Linked DNA regions of Homo sapiens: all the other regions are linked to region 1. The links are chromatin contacts, found by Hi-C or POLR2A ChIA-PET in ENCODE. All regions are on one chromosome and are shown on one strand. The core of a region is the stretch at or near the end of the contact, and the rest is flanking DNA. Distances in the headings are between cores, read along the strand shown.

What was found. A loop is a pair of places that touch in the nucleus more often than their neighbours do. ChIA-PET counts read pairs that join two places held with the same protein, here RNA polymerase II (POLR2A). Pooled maps may share reads with other maps.
Region 2: a loop to region 1 is called in a pooled map, with 16 times the contacts of the local background. The contact joins the promoter of BICRAL here to the promoter of HSP90AB1 in region 1. A Hi-C loop is called at or near these places in 1 of 168 maps with a recorded cell type or tissue (naive thymus-derived CD4-positive, alpha-beta T cell), 2 of 37 single-sample maps with no recorded cell type and 10 of 50 pooled maps. POLR2A ChIA-PET finds 5 or more read pairs at or near these places in 2 of 52 experiments (CD4-positive, alpha-beta T cell and activated CD4-positive, alpha-beta T cell).
Region 3: a pooled map shows a loop between it and region 1 (15-fold over the local background). The contact joins the promoter of CNPY3-GNMT here to the promoter of HSP90AB1 in region 1. A Hi-C loop is called at or near these places in 8 of 50 pooled maps. POLR2A ChIA-PET finds 5 or more read pairs at or near these places in 2 of 52 experiments (Caco-2 and WTC11).
Region 4: a pooled map shows a loop between it and region 1 (7-fold over the local background). The contact joins the promoter of SUPT3H here to the promoter of HSP90AB1 in region 1. A Hi-C loop is called at or near these places in 5 of 50 pooled maps. POLR2A ChIA-PET finds 5 or more read pairs at or near these places in 2 of 52 experiments (activated CD4-positive, alpha-beta memory T cell and activated naive CD4-positive, alpha-beta T cell).
Region 5: a map of gastrocnemius medialis shows a loop between it and region 1 (22-fold over the local background). The contact joins the promoter of SRF here to the promoter of HSP90AB1 in region 1. A Hi-C loop is called at or near these places in 4 of 168 maps with a recorded cell type or tissue (CD8-positive, alpha-beta T cell, ascending aorta, gastrocnemius medialis and 1 more) and 21 of 50 pooled maps. POLR2A ChIA-PET finds 5 or more read pairs at or near these places in 4 of 52 experiments (CD4-positive, alpha-beta T cell, MCF 10A, OCI-LY7 and 1 more).

The regions. Positions count from the first base shown.
Region 1 is chr6:44,245,604-44,248,521 of GRCh38, forward strand. HSP90AB1 (heat shock protein 90 alpha family class B member 1) reads left to right here and starts at 1,498. Exons shown (of 12, transcript NM_007355.4): 1 at 1,498-1,592. RefSeq lists enhancers at 1-554, 1,309-2,063, 2,548-2,597 and a silencer at 758-997.
Region 2 is chr6:42,780,623-42,783,540 of GRCh38, forward strand. It overlaps BICRAL (BICRA like chromatin remodeling complex associated protein), which reads left to right and starts at 1,430. Exons shown (of 13, transcript NM_001393499.1): 1 at 1,430-1,479. It overlaps LOC401261 (a long non-coding RNA gene), which reads left to right and starts at 2,874. Exons shown (of 2, transcript NR_134654.1): 1 at 2,874-2,918. RefSeq lists enhancers at 2,239-2,918, 2,785-2,918 and a silencer at 2,365-2,704.
Region 3 is chr6:42,928,098-42,931,015 of GRCh38, forward strand. It overlaps CNPY3-GNMT (CNPY3-GNMT readthrough), which reads left to right and starts at 1,383. Exons shown (of 5, transcript NR_134892.2): 1 at 1,383-1,624. CNPY3 (canopy FGF signaling regulator 3) reads left to right here and starts at 1,383. Exons shown (of 6, transcript NM_006586.5): 1 at 1,383-1,624. The coding sequence starts at 1,474. RefSeq lists enhancers at 776-1,277, 862-911, 922-971, 1,278-1,779, 1,422-1,681 and 1 more.
Region 4 is chr6:45,376,414-45,379,331 of GRCh38, forward strand. SUPT3H (SPT3 homolog, SAGA and STAGA complex component) reads right to left here and starts at 1,521. Exons shown (of 11, transcript NM_003599.4): 1 at 1,355-1,521. The region is part of intron 2 of RUNX2 (RUNX family transcription factor 2); the gene reads left to right. RefSeq lists silencers at 1,163-1,442, 1,763-1,812 and an enhancer at 1,453-1,996.
Region 5 is chr6:43,169,759-43,172,676 of GRCh38, forward strand. SRF (serum response factor) reads left to right here and starts at 1,511. Exons shown (of 7, transcript NM_003131.4): 1 at 1,511-2,411. The coding sequence starts at 1,899. RefSeq lists enhancers at 715-1,444, 2,471-2,918, 2,730-2,918 and a silencer at 1,420-1,999.

The DNA.
Region 1 (2,918 bases), core at 248-2,747:
TGGTATTCAACACATGAACAAAACTTGTTAACGAATCGTAGACTGGGTAACAACAGGGCTGGTGAGGGAGGACGATGTGGGTGGCTGTGGGGAAACTCTTCCCAAGCATCCCAGGGGTGGGCCAGGAAGGGGAGCAGATGGACATCTACAGGGCACAGAGCAGGGAGTGGCTATTCTCTCCTGGAGGGGTTGTGGGTCCAGCAGGCTTTCGGATGAGGCCTTGGAAAGGCAAGGACAGCTTGCCAACTGGAGGGCAGGCAAAACGGCTGAGCCAGGCCAGACACGGCAGCTCACTGGCCAGGGGCATGGCCTAGGGGCTCTGGTGCCAAGGCTGAAGGGGAACAACTTGGCCAGCCGCTCTGTGGCCGGCATCGTCACGCGGCCTCCAAGAGCTCCGGCTGCCCTGCACTGGTTCCCAGAGACTCCCTCCTTCCCAGGTCCAAATGGCTGCAGGAGCGAAGTGGGCGGAAAAAAAGCGAACCAGCTTGAGAAAGGGCTTGACGTGCCTGCGTAGGGAGGGCGCATGTCCCCGTGCTCCGTGTACGTGGCGGCCGCAGGGGCTAGAGGGGGGTCCCCCCCGCAGGTACTCCACTCTCAGTCTGCAAAAGTGTACGCCCGCAGAGCCGCCCCAGGTGCCTGGGTGTTGTGTGATTGACGCGGGGAAGGAGGGGTCAGCCGATCCCTCCCCAACCCTCCATCCCATCCCTGAGGATTGGGCTGGTACCCGCGTCTCTCGGACAGGTCAGAGCGGGTCGCCGGGTGGGGTCGCTGCAAAAACCCTGCCCCGGCCGCAGCCGGAGAGGCGGAGCCTCGCGGGGAGGGGGCGGGACCGCCGAGACAGGCCTGGAAACTGCTGGAAATGCCGCAGTGCCGCCGCCGCGCCTTCCGCCGCATGTCGGCAAAGAGTCCCCGCCAGCCCCGGCCGGCGCCCTCCCCCTACGCTGAGCTGCCCCTCAGCGCGAACCCTCCGCCCTTCCTCTACTCCTGCGAGAGTCGGGATCTGGGGCTACCCAAGGTTGGGTCCCGAATGCCAGTCCCTCTGTCGGGACGCGAGATGTGTAGGGCAGATGCTAGGAAGAAGATTGGGTCTGGGAGCGGTGGTCCGCGTGGTTAGCTGCCTCCGCTCTTTTTCGGTGTCCCCCCCAGTCCCGCCCTTGGGTGTGGGGACGCCTGCCCCACAAGTGTTTAGGGAGGTCAGTGGGTTCCTCGCCCGTAGAGACACCGTTTATGCCAAATGAGCACTCCTCATCCCCGCTCTTGATGGAGTCATGTCCTAGACGTGAAACTATGGGGCTGTGATCACAAGCAAATGTGTGGGCGGATCCGTTGCTTGGGTTCTTCCCCGCCCCCTCTTTTTTTCGGACCATGACGTCAAGGTGGGCTGGTGGCGGCAGGTGCGGGGTTGACAATCATACTCCTTTAAGGCGGAGGGATCTACAGGAGGGCGGCTGTACTGTGCTTCGCCTTATATAGGGCGACTTGGGGCACGCAGTAGCTCTCTCGAGTCACTCCGGCGCAGTGTTGGGACTGTCTGGGTATCGGAAAGCAAGCCTACGTTGCTCACTATTACGTATAATCCTTTTCTTTTCAAGGTAAGGCTGAGATCTCCGCTAGGCTTCTTTCCCTTTAGTGCTGTATTCGTGTTGTTTTTGTTTTTTTCTGTCCTTTAGGGAGCCTTAGTCTAGATGTCGGGGTGGCTTGTGGATAACGCTCTGGATTTTTATAGGGTGAGGGTAGTGGTGGGTGAGGTTTTTTGAGTCCTCCTCGGTTTTCTCTAGTGTGTTTGGGGGGTGGGGCTTTCTCTCGGCGCCTGCTGGCCGTAGCGAGGTGGGCTGTGGGGTTGGGGCAGTGGGCGGCTGGCAGCTGCACGTGGTGGCCGCGCGGCCCGGGACGCTGCCATTTTTGCCCCTCCACTTCCGGACGCGGCTACGGGGCGTCGGAGGGGGACCGCAGGGTGGCGGGGGTGCCCGCTCGGGTGACTCAGCACGGCCTTGTGGGACTGGCTTTGTCACCTCTCTTATCGGACGCGTTGTTAAAGCCTTCTTGGGTGCTTTGTTTCTGTGAGGGAGGGTTGACGGTGTGGGAAGAGAGCTTTCGGTCTCCAGCACCCGATACTCCCTCCTTCCAGATCTTTCTTGCAGTCCCGGTGGAGGAGGGGCGGGGAGGGGAGCAGGTTCTGGAAGATTCATGGGCTCCTTCCTCCGCCCTTCCTCGAGAGCTGAGATTGTTCTGGAAGCTTCTGGATTCTGGCGCCCCGCCCCAGTGCCCGGATGCTGGGGCGAGGGAGGGTGCACTGCGGCGCCCCCTCCTCGCGTGGTCCTGGCCGACGCATGTCCGGCAGTGACGAGTGTCGGCCTGGTGGCTACGGCCACCATCTTTCTTGGGTTTGGTCCTGTTCTGTAATTTTGTGCTGTGAAAGGGTCGTGGTGGAGCTTTTGGCTTAAGAATTCTTTGTCCGGATTTAATTGCTCCTCCGGTGGGTATCGTATGGATCCCAGGTTATTCCTCCCTGCCCTATGGGGCAGGAGTGTCCCGCCCTTGGACTGGTCTTAGGAACTGACACCTCAGGGGGAGCAGTTTAAAGTTAGTGCCATTTTTATCTTAAACTAGTCACTTTGATCTCCCCCAAATAAAGAACTGTAGGTAGTGATTTTCACATTTAAATTTGTGTAAGGATTACTTGGGATCTCTAGATACCTGGGTTGGACCAACATTATGATTTTTCTGCCATACTACCAGATGATGCTGAGGCTGCTGGTCACCATTCTTTAAGTAGGTGGGTTCTGTGACATTTGGTTGAAGAATATTTAGCTTATTTTCTTTTTCCTTCTGAATTTTCAGGCCTCCCACTTAGTGTGTAGTCTGAGATCTTTAAGAGAATGCATTTTTAGTCTTGGGAAGGGATAGTACTCCGGTTA
Region 2 (2,918 bases), core at 180-2,679, 1.5 Mb before region 1:
TGTTTATTTAAAATAAAAGACAACAAAACCCCTAGTATATTTTGTGGGCATTTGTAGTTAACCTAGACTACAAAGGCACCTGCTCCCACTCCAGGCCACGTAATGTTGTTGTTGTTGTTGTTTTGTTTTGTTTTTGTTTGAGTCTTGCTGTGTCGCCCAGGCTAGAGTGCAATGCGCGATCTCCGCTCACTGCAACCTTTGTCTCCCGGGTTCAAGCGATTCTCCTGCCTCAGCCTCCCGAGTAGCTGGGATTACAGGAGCCCACCACCACGCCCAGCTAATTTTTGTATTTTTAGTAGAGACAGGGTTTCACCATGTTGTCCAGACTGGTCTCGAACTGCTGACCTCAGGTGATCCACTCGCCTCGGCCTCCCAAAGTGTTGGAATTACAGGCGTGAGCCACCGCGCCCGGCCTGGGCCACATAATCTAAATACTTTGGATACTAGATAGTTTACAGAGAAGTTTCAACAATTTGAGATTTGAGATTAAAAATAGGTGGTAGTTATACTTGGACCAAAGAATGTTAAAAGATTGACTAGCTCTCTTTTAAGAATGAGGGGGTTATGTAATGAAAATTCCGCAAATATAGAGATAAAAGATATCTACATAAAGAGAAGGCAGTAGAAAATGAATGTTTTGAGAGTGATTTACTCTGCCTCACCTTCCTTTTAGTCACTGAAGTTTTGTTTTCCTTTTTAATGTTCACATACGGGCTTCACAGGTAAGGTTTCAAGAATTTTGGAATGGACAAAGAGTGTTGCAAAGGAAAGCTTAGTACATTTGAAAGTTAGGATGAACCAGTTATTTGCCTAATAACTAAGTTAAAAGTCGTTTTGGTTTTTAAAAAGCATATGCAAAACGTATTCACTGAGGCTTGCTCTAATTAGAGTTCTAAACAAATCTTGTAGGGTTTTTTTTTTTTGTCTTTAATCTCCCCCCTTCCCGTGTCAAGTTAAACTGGGTGGGTGGGTGGGTGTGTGTGTGTGTGTGTGTGTGTGTGGAGAGAGAGCCTGCAAGAGAATTAGCACGCACCTCGTGGATCTTAGTAATTGTTTTAAAGCCAAATAAAACTGTTTCTTGAATAAACCAATACATTTCTGAAGTTGAAAAGAATCCCAAAGGAAACGAATGAACATCCTTGCAGCTTGATTTTCCAAAAAAAAAAAAAAAAATTTTTTAAATTAAAAAAATCCTAATCTCCACATTTTTTGCCAGGCGAGAACCGAAGTTTGGAGGTAGACGAGCAGGCGAGCGGTTTGCCCGGGCGCAGAGCATGAAGGCCGGGCGGGCGCGGGGAGCGGCGCCCCGGCCCGGCGCGGGGGTGAGCGAGAGAGAGAGCGGAGCGCGTGTGGCCGGCGCCGCTCGGCCGGGAGCTCCCGCGCTCCGGCCCCCGGCCCCGCGCCCGCCGCCGCCGCCGCCGCCGCCCCTGTTGCGATGGCGCAGAAACCCCGTTGACAAGGCACTGCTTTTTCATGACGGTGAGTTTCCCTTTGAGTGTATTATAATTTTGTGATAAAAATTTCAAGGAGAAAAAAAAAACACACAACCTCCTTCCTCTGCCTCTTTCCTTCGGGGAGGGGAAAAGCGAGGGAGGGGGGGCTGGAGATCTGTCTCCAGACTGAAAAGAAAGGAGCAAATTAAACACCGAGTTGCCAAAACCAGGATATTAGGTTTCAGCCCAGAGAGCTATTGGCTAAGGCTGTGTTTTTTTTTTTTTTTTGGGGGGGGGTGGGTTTGTGGGTGGGTGATGGTGGTGGTGGGTGGATGTTTAATGGACACGGAGAAAAGGGGAATCGAGTGTTTATGCCTTTCCCAGCGCTGCCGGGGCCCCGGGAAGACCAAGTTCAGTGTCTCGGGCGGGGGCGCAGGCGGGCAGGGGGCGGCGAGGCCGGGCCGGGGGCGCCTCGGCGGGGTGGGGGCCCGGCGCCTTTCTTTTTCCTTTTTTTTCTTTTCCGCGGATGCAAATTTCTGGAGCGGGGAGAGGGAGAGCCCGGGAAGGGGGTGGCGTGGCGGTTGGTGGTGGGGAGGGGAGGGGAGGGAAGCCTTTTAATGACTCATTGATTGAGCCGGTTTAAAATTAGTTGTGTGCGCGAGTGTGAGTGTGTTTTCCGCCCCCCGGAGCCGCCGGGAGCCGGGAAGGAGGGAGCAGGGCTCGGCGAGGGGAAGACGGCGCGGCGGGGCCGCGAGCAGGGGGCAGGGAGGGCCTGGAGTGACGGCGGGCGAGGAAGAAAAATAAGCTTTTCCAATCTCCTCCCCTCTGTTTTCCCCCCCTCGTTTCTTTTCTCTCTCGGAAGCTCTAGGGTGTGAATCACATTTTCTTTCTTCTCGGCAAAATGGACCCCGCGTCTGGGGAGGGGGAGGGGAGAGGGTGGGGAGGGAGGCGGCGGAGACGGGGTTTATTTTTCATCCTGGCTTCCCCATTCCCGCCGCATCTGCGGGCGGCCGCGGCGAGGAGAGCAGGTCCGGGGTGCGGCGGGGAGAGCTCGGGGCAGGCGAGTCGCCCCGGCCCCGTTCCCGCTCCCGCTCCGAGCCCGCGGCGGCGGCGCGCACCTGCCGCGGGACTGCCCCTTCCCAGCCGCCTCGCTGCCTTTTCGAAGCACCGCCGAGGATCCGCGGCCGCGTCCGGCCGAGCCCCCAGCCGCGCGGAGGACCGGCGGCCCAGCCGGGCGTCTCCTGCGAGGCCCGCGCTGTTCGCCGCGCCGGCCAGAAGAGATGTGCGGCTGGGACGGCGCATTTTTGGCCGAGTGCGCGCGGGCGTTATGCTGTTCGCGCCCCCCCGAGTCGCCCCAAATGCGGGATATTGGGTGGGGGGGTGCGGTTGGAAGGCGCTAAGATGGCGCTGGGCCTGGCCTGTCGCCAGGGCTGGTGGCGCAGTTGCTCGGCGGGCGCCATCTTTCTCGCGGCGCGGGCGGCGCCC
Region 3 (2,918 bases), core at 133-2,632, 1.3 Mb before region 1:
CTGCCTCCACCTCCCGAGTAGCTGGGATTACAGGCGTGTGCCACCACGCCCGGCTAACTTTTTGTATCTTTAGTAGAGATGGGGTTTCAGCATCTTGGCCAGGCTGGTCTTGAACTCCTGACCTCGTGATCCACCTACCTCGGCCTTCCAAAGTGCTGGAATTATAGGCGTGAGCCACCAAGCCCGGCCTCCTCTTTATTTTTTATTTTGATTTATTTATTTTTGAGATGGGGGGGGTGTCTCGCTATGTTGACCAGGCTGGTCTCGAACTCCTGGCCTCAAGCAGTTCTCCCTTCTTGGCCTCCCAAAGTGCTGGGATTACAGACATTAGCCACGGCGCCTGGCCTTTTTCTTCTTCTTCTTCTTTGTTGAGACAGGGTCTCAATCTGTTGCCCAGGCTGGTCTCCAACTCCTGGGCTCAGGTGATCCTTCCGCCTCGGCCTCCCAAAGTGCTGGGATTACAGGCGTGAGCCATTAAGTGTTCCCCTTAATGACACAGCAGATGAGAGTTTTACTGAGTATCTCCTTGTGCCAGGCACCCTGTTGTTGCTGGGGAAGCGGAAGGGAGAGACAATCGTTAATCGGCTAAATTTCTGCCTTCTGAGAGCTCAGAATCAAGAAATAAATAATAGGGCAGTAAAAGGGGCTGGGATTACATACAAAAAGAAAATTAATGCCTGAACTTTTTACAATCTGCTCGATAAGCTTTAATTCTATTAACCTATTTGAGCTTCCCAACAACAGGCAAGCTCCCACAGCAGCTAGGAGGATCACTTTGTCGTCATACAAATAGAAACAGGCTCAGAGAGGAAGTCATTTGTTCTAGTTCTCACTAGGACAAATCTACTGGCTACTAAAAAAGTGTGAAGGCTGGGGACAGTTTGAGTCGTCCTGCTTGCACCTTAAGCGCCTACAAGAGTGCCCGGCTATAACAACCACAATACCAATAATAAAATTTAAAAACAGATGTTCAGTAAGGACTTGCGGCATTAGGACCCCAGGAGGGAAGTGACGTTCGAGGAGGCGGAGAAAGCCGCGAAGACGGCCTTCCCCACATCTTCCAGCACCTGCGCGCCTGAATCCGTCCCACCCAGGCCCAGACGCAGGCTTCTTCTCGGGTCTTGGTCCTGCATCCTCTCTCTCCCAGAGCCTCCGTTAGGGGGTGGGAAAGGACTTTGCCATAGGTCGCTGAGGCCACCATCTGCTCTCTTACTGGCCAAGGGCGTAAAAAGATAGTCTTCCCATTAGCTAGAGAGCAAACCCCAGAAAGCCTATTGGCTGCGCCGTCCGCGGGCCTTGGTCCGCTTTGAAGGCGGGCTGCGGCTGCGAGAGGAGGGCGGGCGGGAGGCTAGCTGTTGTCGTGGTTGCTCGGAGGCACGTGTGCAGTCCCGGAAGCGGCGAGGGGAAACTGCTCCGCGCGCGCCGCGGGAGGAGGAACCGCCCGGTCCTTTAGGGTCCGGGCCCGGCCGGGCCATGGATTCAATGCCTGAGCCCGCGTCCCGCTGTCTTCTGCTTCTTCCCTTGCTGCTGCTGCTGCTGCTGCTGCTGCCGGCCCCGGAGCTGGGCCCGAGCCAGGCCGGAGCTGAGGAGAACGACTGGGTTCGCCTGCCCAGCAAATGCGAAGGTGAGGAGGCGGGGCCCGTGGGGCGTATCCTGCCGGAGGGGCTGGCTCCAGCGGTGGTGCTTGCGGAGCAGCGTCGGGGGTTGCAAGGTTCCGAGCTCTGCAGGGTGTCTTCCTTCCTTGAACAGGCTTGCGCCGGGACGCTGCGGCGGACGAGAGATCTGGTCCCGGTACCCCTGGAGTTCACACATTGGTAGAAACAAGCAATGATAATTCAGAGTAGTAGATGCCATGATAGGGGAGGTACAGAGCTTCCTTTTGGGGGCCGGACGAGGAGCATCTGGTCTAGCCTGGAGTGGGGGAGGGGGTGGGCGAAGGCTGTGTGCAGAGGGGAGTCAAAGAGGGCTTCATACAGGAAGCACGAAGAGGCATTAGGAGTTAGCCGGATGAAGAGAAGTGGAAAGAGAGGGGCCCACTCAGGAAACTACAGAGGCAGAGGCCTGCCGGCTGAGAAGCTAAGAACGAGTTTGAGGAACTGAAAAGCTCCAGATGACTCATCTTGGGGGAAAAAAACCTAAGACTTTCCCCTTTTGCCCTCACTGCAACCCAATCTGTGTAGTTGTCTGTTGCACCCACTAACAACTCCTCGAAGGCAGGAATTTTTGTCTTAGATACGTATTCACACAGTGTCTGGTAGGCACTCAATAAATGTTTTGAGAATACAGATGATTAAATGGGAGACTGTGGGTGTGTGTGAGGAGGAGGATCTGGATCTGAGGAGCCCTTTGGGGGAACAATAGAGCCTATGGGGAACTTGAAAGAAGATTTTAGGACTTTGGAGAAAAGGTGAGTCCCAAAGACATAGGCGTTGAGGAACTACAGAGAGAGAGAGAGAGGGAGCTACCAGCGAGCCAGGACTATAAAGGACCTATTTCTTTTTCCTCAACTCCGTCCCTTAGTTTTCTCCTCAGACCTTACAGTCATGCCTGCCTTCCTAGCCCCGTAACCCCAGGGCCCCCAGAAAGTTGGCTGTGAATCTCTCATCTGAATTGAAAGCCTACATCAGGCCAGATGTTCCCTAAACACTGGAAAGTGGGTTTGGGGTAAGTTTCGGACACATAATCCTTCCATTAGAGAGATTAAAAGGATGCTTTAGAGATAAGCCGACTTCACTGGTAGGGCACCCAGTATGAGTTCAAGCCTGTGCCTTCCCCCGTACATTCTTTTCTTTTTTTCCTTTTTTTTTTTTATGAGACTGTCTGGCTCTGTTGCCCAGGCTGGAGTGCAGTGGCGAGATCTCGGCTTATTGCAACCTCTGCCTCCTAGGTTCAAACGATTTTCCTGTCTCAGCCTCCTG
Region 4 (2,918 bases), core at 271-2,770, 1.1 Mb after region 1:
TTTAAACGTAAATCAATTTATTAATTTATGAATAAAATTAAAAATTAAGTTCCTCAGTGACACTTATCACATTTCAAGTGCTGAAGAGCCACTGTGCCTAGGCTACCACTAGTGCCTAAAGGCACAGATTATGGAACATCTCCATCAAGGCAGAAACTGCTAGTGAAAAGTGCAGCCCTAGACTTAGGCATACTTCGCTCCAACGTCCCGAATATCCTGAGATAAGAAACTTTCCATAGCACAATGAAGAGCATTCCATTCTTGCAAAGTACTCTCACGAACTGTTTCTCATAGGCAAATTCAGCCTCTTTGAAACATTCACCAGAAATTCCCCAAGTTTTGTCCTTCAAGTAAATCTTTGCAGGGCGAATTTAATTCCTCTTCCAGAGTCTGCCCTTCACATATACTAAGACCCCAGGTCCTCTCCTTCCAAATACATACATACATATATACACATACATATACTTATATACACACATATGTATATACATATATATACACACACATTTCTTTCTACCGAAATAACTTAACATTTCTATTAGCCTCTTGGAGAAATGCTAATTTATCCACGTGTACAGTAATACTACGTCCAGGATCGTCTGAGTGTCAAATATTACATATCACTGTCTTCATAACTTCACTCTCACGTGTGAGACCAAGTGTCCTGATTCTCTGAGAAAATAAGGTCACAGTCATTCTGAACTCCTAAAACGTGGAGAGCAAAAGCAGAGCTAATATGTACTGAGCAGCACCTGGCGCTGTTCTAAGCGTTTAACGTGTATTTTCTCATATAATCCTCACAATTCTGAAATAGGCTATAAGATCGCCATTTTACAGACCAAAACAAGGCAAAGACAAGCTAAATAATTTCCCCAGGGGTCACAGACGTGAGCTCACCCCACAGAGAACACAGCGGATCTTTTCCTCTTTCTGGATGCTACACTCCCACTAACTACCTAACTCTTCTCTCGCCGTGCCATAAAGCAACAATTTCCCTCTTTAATGATTCCTCCGGCAGCCCCCACACTACCTAGACGACCCGCGCACCCCGCTTCTCAGCACAGCCCAGCCCCCCTCACCCCACGCCCACCCGCCAAAAGGGAGGAGTCGAGAGGCAACTCCACGCTCGGCAGCGGAACCAGGGCGCTGCGCCCGGCCAGCGCCTCCCACAGCCGCCCTCCCTTCAACACTCCGGCGTAGACCACGAAGACCCAGGCAGCCGCCCTCGAGCCGGGGCCAGGGCGTGGCCGGCGCGGGGGCCCAGCGACGCTGGGATCTCCGCTCTGCGTCCCTCCCGGCTCTCTGACGTCTCCCCCGCCCGAATCCCCGCACCGCCCCCCGCAAGCCCTACAACCTCTGCTTTAAGAACCCTTGGAGGCACTGCTGCGCTTCCCGCGAGGAGAATGTGGGGGTGGAGATGGTGCGGTTTCTGCTGCTGCGGCCCGGGACACGCTTGGAAAGGGGCGGGGTGGGGGACTGAGAGTGTGGAGTGTAGAAAGGGAAAAGGTGACTCGGCTGTGTGACGGGGCGATGGGGGGGGTACAAGATGGCGTGAGCCCGACTCTCGGTGGGGCGGGGGTTGCGGAGACTGAGGAGTAAGCGATACGGACGCCCCCCGCACTGGCAGTGCGGGCGCATGCGCGCTTGGCCAGGTGGCGCGCGCTCTCCCAGCCCGAGCGAGCTACTTCCGCCACGCTCGCCGGGGGCGGGGCGTTGTGCGCGGCCTTCAGGGCCCGGCTTGGGCAGCGCTGAGCCACGCGGCGGCGTTTAGAGCTGGGGACGCTGGGAGCGGAGTGGGGACGAGCTGAGATCGGTCAGGGTGTACAGGGTGCAGGCTTGAATTCTTTAGGAATTGGGCCCGAGAGGGCTAGGATTTTTGAAGGATTGGGTGACCGGCACTGGAAGTTGATTTTCAACTCCGAGGAAGAGATTCACCGTTCTAAGCTTCTTTCCAGGAATTGGAGTGAACGGGATCTTAATGGGATTGCGCGTTTACAATGGTGAAGGGAAACGGAGGGGTCTGAACGCTCCCCGCAGGGCCGCAGTACAGGCGTGTGGATGTGGAACCCTTTCTGGGACGGCGAAACCAGCTCTTACGCCGCTTCCGCGCGCCATCACTCCCTACCCTGACCTCGCACAGAATCTGTTTCATTAATCTGCTATTAATGTTTTTTCCCCAACTCATGTTACTAGACGCAGGCGTTTAACTACCATGTTTTGTTATTGAAAACTTTTTCTACTTGAAGGCTTTTTTTTTTTTTTGGACGATTCTGTGTTTAGATTTTGGCCTGTTCCTCATTTTAAAATCTTGCACCCCCAGTATTGTACTGTACATTCTGTCCTGCCACATTTAATTGATATAGATGTAGTTCTTTAAATAATACAGTAGTCGTAAGACAATGCTTTCAGTCTTTCACTCTTTATATTATATGAAGTCTTATTTATATTTAACATTCTTATTGCCTGCTTAGAGAAGAAAACTGGTTATCCATGCTCACCTTCACACCTGTGTTGTCAAATACTATAAAATACTGTATTTTATAGGGATTCAAGTATTAACCCTCACCAAGTCTTTTTAAGCATCACTGCTTCAGTTATTTTCTTGCCTATAGATACTGTGAGTTCTGAAATCCCTTCCTTCTATTTGCTTAAATTGTTTAAAATAGCAACTTATTTGGTTATTTCCTCTGTGGATTGTAGTTGAGTCTGCTAGTGTTGTGTTTGATTCTCTTTAATCTCCCCAACGCTTCAATATTTGCCAAATACCTAAAATTCCAAAAGAATAGATATATTTAGGATGTGAGAGCTCAGCTTGATGTGTAAATCAGGGATCAATTCATTGCTGAGCAAAGTGTGCAGTATAAGGGAAAGTAACAGAGTGAGTATGGTGATAACTTCTTACATGGGAAGACTGGTTG
Region 5 (2,918 bases), core at 261-2,760, 1.1 Mb before region 1:
AAAAAAAAAAAAACTCAGGGAATGGATAGCAGCATTGATGAATATTGCGTCTGGAGAGATCAGATCACTTGTCACTTGTTTCCAGGCACAGGGCTTACCAAGAGGCAGATTCCAGATTTAAATAATTCTGTAACAGCAAAGTCCAAGCTATTTTCACTGCTTTGGAGAAAAGACCCAGACCCAGAGCTTGAACCTCACTTTGCAGCACCCCAGTTCTAATCTTTTAAGTTTTTTTTTTTTTTTTTTTTTTTTTCTGCTGGGCACGGTGGTTCATGCCTATAATCCCAGCACTTTGGGAAGCCGAGGGGGAAGGATCGCTTGAGGCCAGGAGTTCGAAACCAGTCTGGGCAACATGGCAAAACCCCATCTCTACAAAAAATACAAAAATTAGGCCAGAGTGGTGGCGCGCACCTGTAGTTCCAGCTACGTGAGAGGCGGAGGTGGGAGAATCGCTTGAACCCGGGAGGCAGAGGTTGCAATGAGCTCAGATCCCGCCACTGCACTCCAGGTTGGGCGACAGAGCGATACCCTGTGTGAAACTTTTTTTTTTTTCTCCAACGGGCTTTCCAGAGAAGTGTGTGTATGTGCGTGTGTGTGCGCGAGCGTGCTTGCTTGGGCTTAAACTTTCTGTCGGGCCACACTTTCCCAAGTCTTTGCACTGGCTGTAGGGTGGGCTTTATCCTCGGGACGTCCTCCTCCCCAAGTCCAGCCTGCAGCTGGAAGTCTTCACTGATCTCCATCTCTCCTCCCTGATCTCCGTCTCTCCTCCCTGCCCGCCTCAGGACTGGGAGGCCGATCTCTCTCTCTCGCCCTCCCCTCCACCAGCCTTTTCCAGATGTATGTCTGCCAAAGACCCCCCAGTGCAGAGGATGATGAATGAAGATCCTCGAGCCAGCCCGGTGGGAAAGTTTCGTCGCCTACAAAAGCGAGGGAAAGGGAAGGGAAGTTGGGGGTAGGGGAAAAGTTAGAGCTGAGAGGCTGGGGCGCGACGAGTCTGGACACCGGGCGGGGACCCAAGCTCTCTCCGCTCAGCCAATAACTGTGCCTCCCTTAGGAAGGCGTGAGGAAATGCTCCAATCAATCCCTGCACTCCTCCCTTGGAATTTGGGCTGTATTTTTTTATTTACTGCAAACCCCACAATCCACCCAGGGGTTTCCCCAGTGTTTGCCTCCAGCGGTCCCGGTGCCCATTTACTAGTGCTGCTCCCTCTCTTCCGCAAGACTGCGCTCCAGTCCCAGCCTCCTTCTCCGCGGGTGCCTCCCAAACCGTTCTATCATTCTCGGGTTCAGGGAGGCGGAATCGTGCCTGCTCTCCGGTTCCTTTAAGAGGCGTCGGCTCCACCCCTCTCAGAGTCGCGGTCTGACGCGAGATGACAGCAACGAGTTCGGTATGTCTATGCAAATAAGCGCCCTCTTGTGGGCCAATGGGGAGCGGAGGTGCCGGAACCACGGACCAATGGGGCGGGGGCGCTGGGGCTCACCATATAAGGAGCGGCCTCGCCATAAAAGGAAACATTGTATCTCTTTATATGGGGGGAAGGGTCGGGGGATCCCTCCGCCGCCAGCGCGTGGTCCCGGCCCCCTCCACCCGCCGTCTCGGCCGCGGCCAGCAGCCCCTGCCCCCCGGGGGACGCTGACGGCCGCCCGGCGCGCCGCCCTAGCAGACGGACAGGGGGCGCTGCGCGCGGCCTGGGGCAACCCGGGCCACAGGGGCAGGAAAGTGAGGGCCCAGGTCGGCCCGGGCGTGCAGGGGCCCCGGGTTCGCAGCGGCGGCCGCGGCAGCGATAGCGGCACTAGCAGCAGCGGGAGTGCCGGGTTGAGCCGGGAAGCCGATGGCGGCGGCTGCGGCGGCTCCGATTCCTCGCTGACTGCCCGTCCGCCCTCCTGCATCGAGCGCCATGTTACCGACCCAAGCTGGGGCCGCGGCGGCTCTGGGCCGGGGCTCGGCCCTGGGGGGCAGCCTGAACCGGACCCCGACGGGGCGGCCGGGCGGCGGCGGCGGGACACGCGGGGCTAACGGGGGCCGGGTCCCCGGGAATGGCGCGGGGCTCGGGCCCGGCCGCCTGGAGCGGGAGGCTGCGGCAGCGGCGGCAACCACCCCGGCGCCCACCGCGGGGGCCCTCTACAGCGGCAGCGAGGGCGACTCGGAGTCGGGCGAGGAGGAGGAGCTGGGCGCCGAGCGGCGCGGCCTGAAGCGGAGCCTGAGCGAGATGGAGATCGGTATGGTGGTCGGTGGGCCCGAGGCGTCGGCAGCGGCCACCGGGGGCTACGGGCCGGTGAGCGGCGCGGTGAGCGGGGCCAAGCCGGGTAAGAAGACCCGGGGCCGCGTGAAGATCAAGATGGAGTTCATCGACAACAAGCTGCGGCGCTACACGACCTTCAGCAAGAGGAAGACGGGCATCATGAAGAAGGTACCAAGCCGGGGGGCTGGCCGGCCCCGGGGCCCGGTTGGGGTGGGGATGTGCAAAGGGAGCCCGGGAGGACCGCAGAGCCGAGGCGGAGGTGAGAGGCTGCGAGTCCGCAGGAGGTGTGTGGGAGGGGATGGCTCCTGCCCGGGGAGGGCCGAAGGGGAGGGGCCGCCGGGGAAATGTGGGGAGAGGGGAGATCCCGCGAACGCTCGCAACCGTGGGGAAAGGCGCAGAGGTGGGAGTGACCGGCGCCAGAGAGGAAGAGGGCCCTTGCTGAGTGAAGGGGTGAGGAGCGGTGATGGGAGGCTACGAGGCTGCCGGGGAGGTGGATAATGAGAACCCGGGATCAGTAGGTCCAGTGCACTCCGGTGTTCGGACGAGGGCGCCGGAAAAGCAGGGAGCAAACGAGAAGGTATGGAGGTGAGGAGGCTGGAGCTGCATGACAACAATGAGCGAACATGTGTGGGAGGAAGTGGGCACCACGAGAGTAGTGCTGGTTGGAAGGACAGG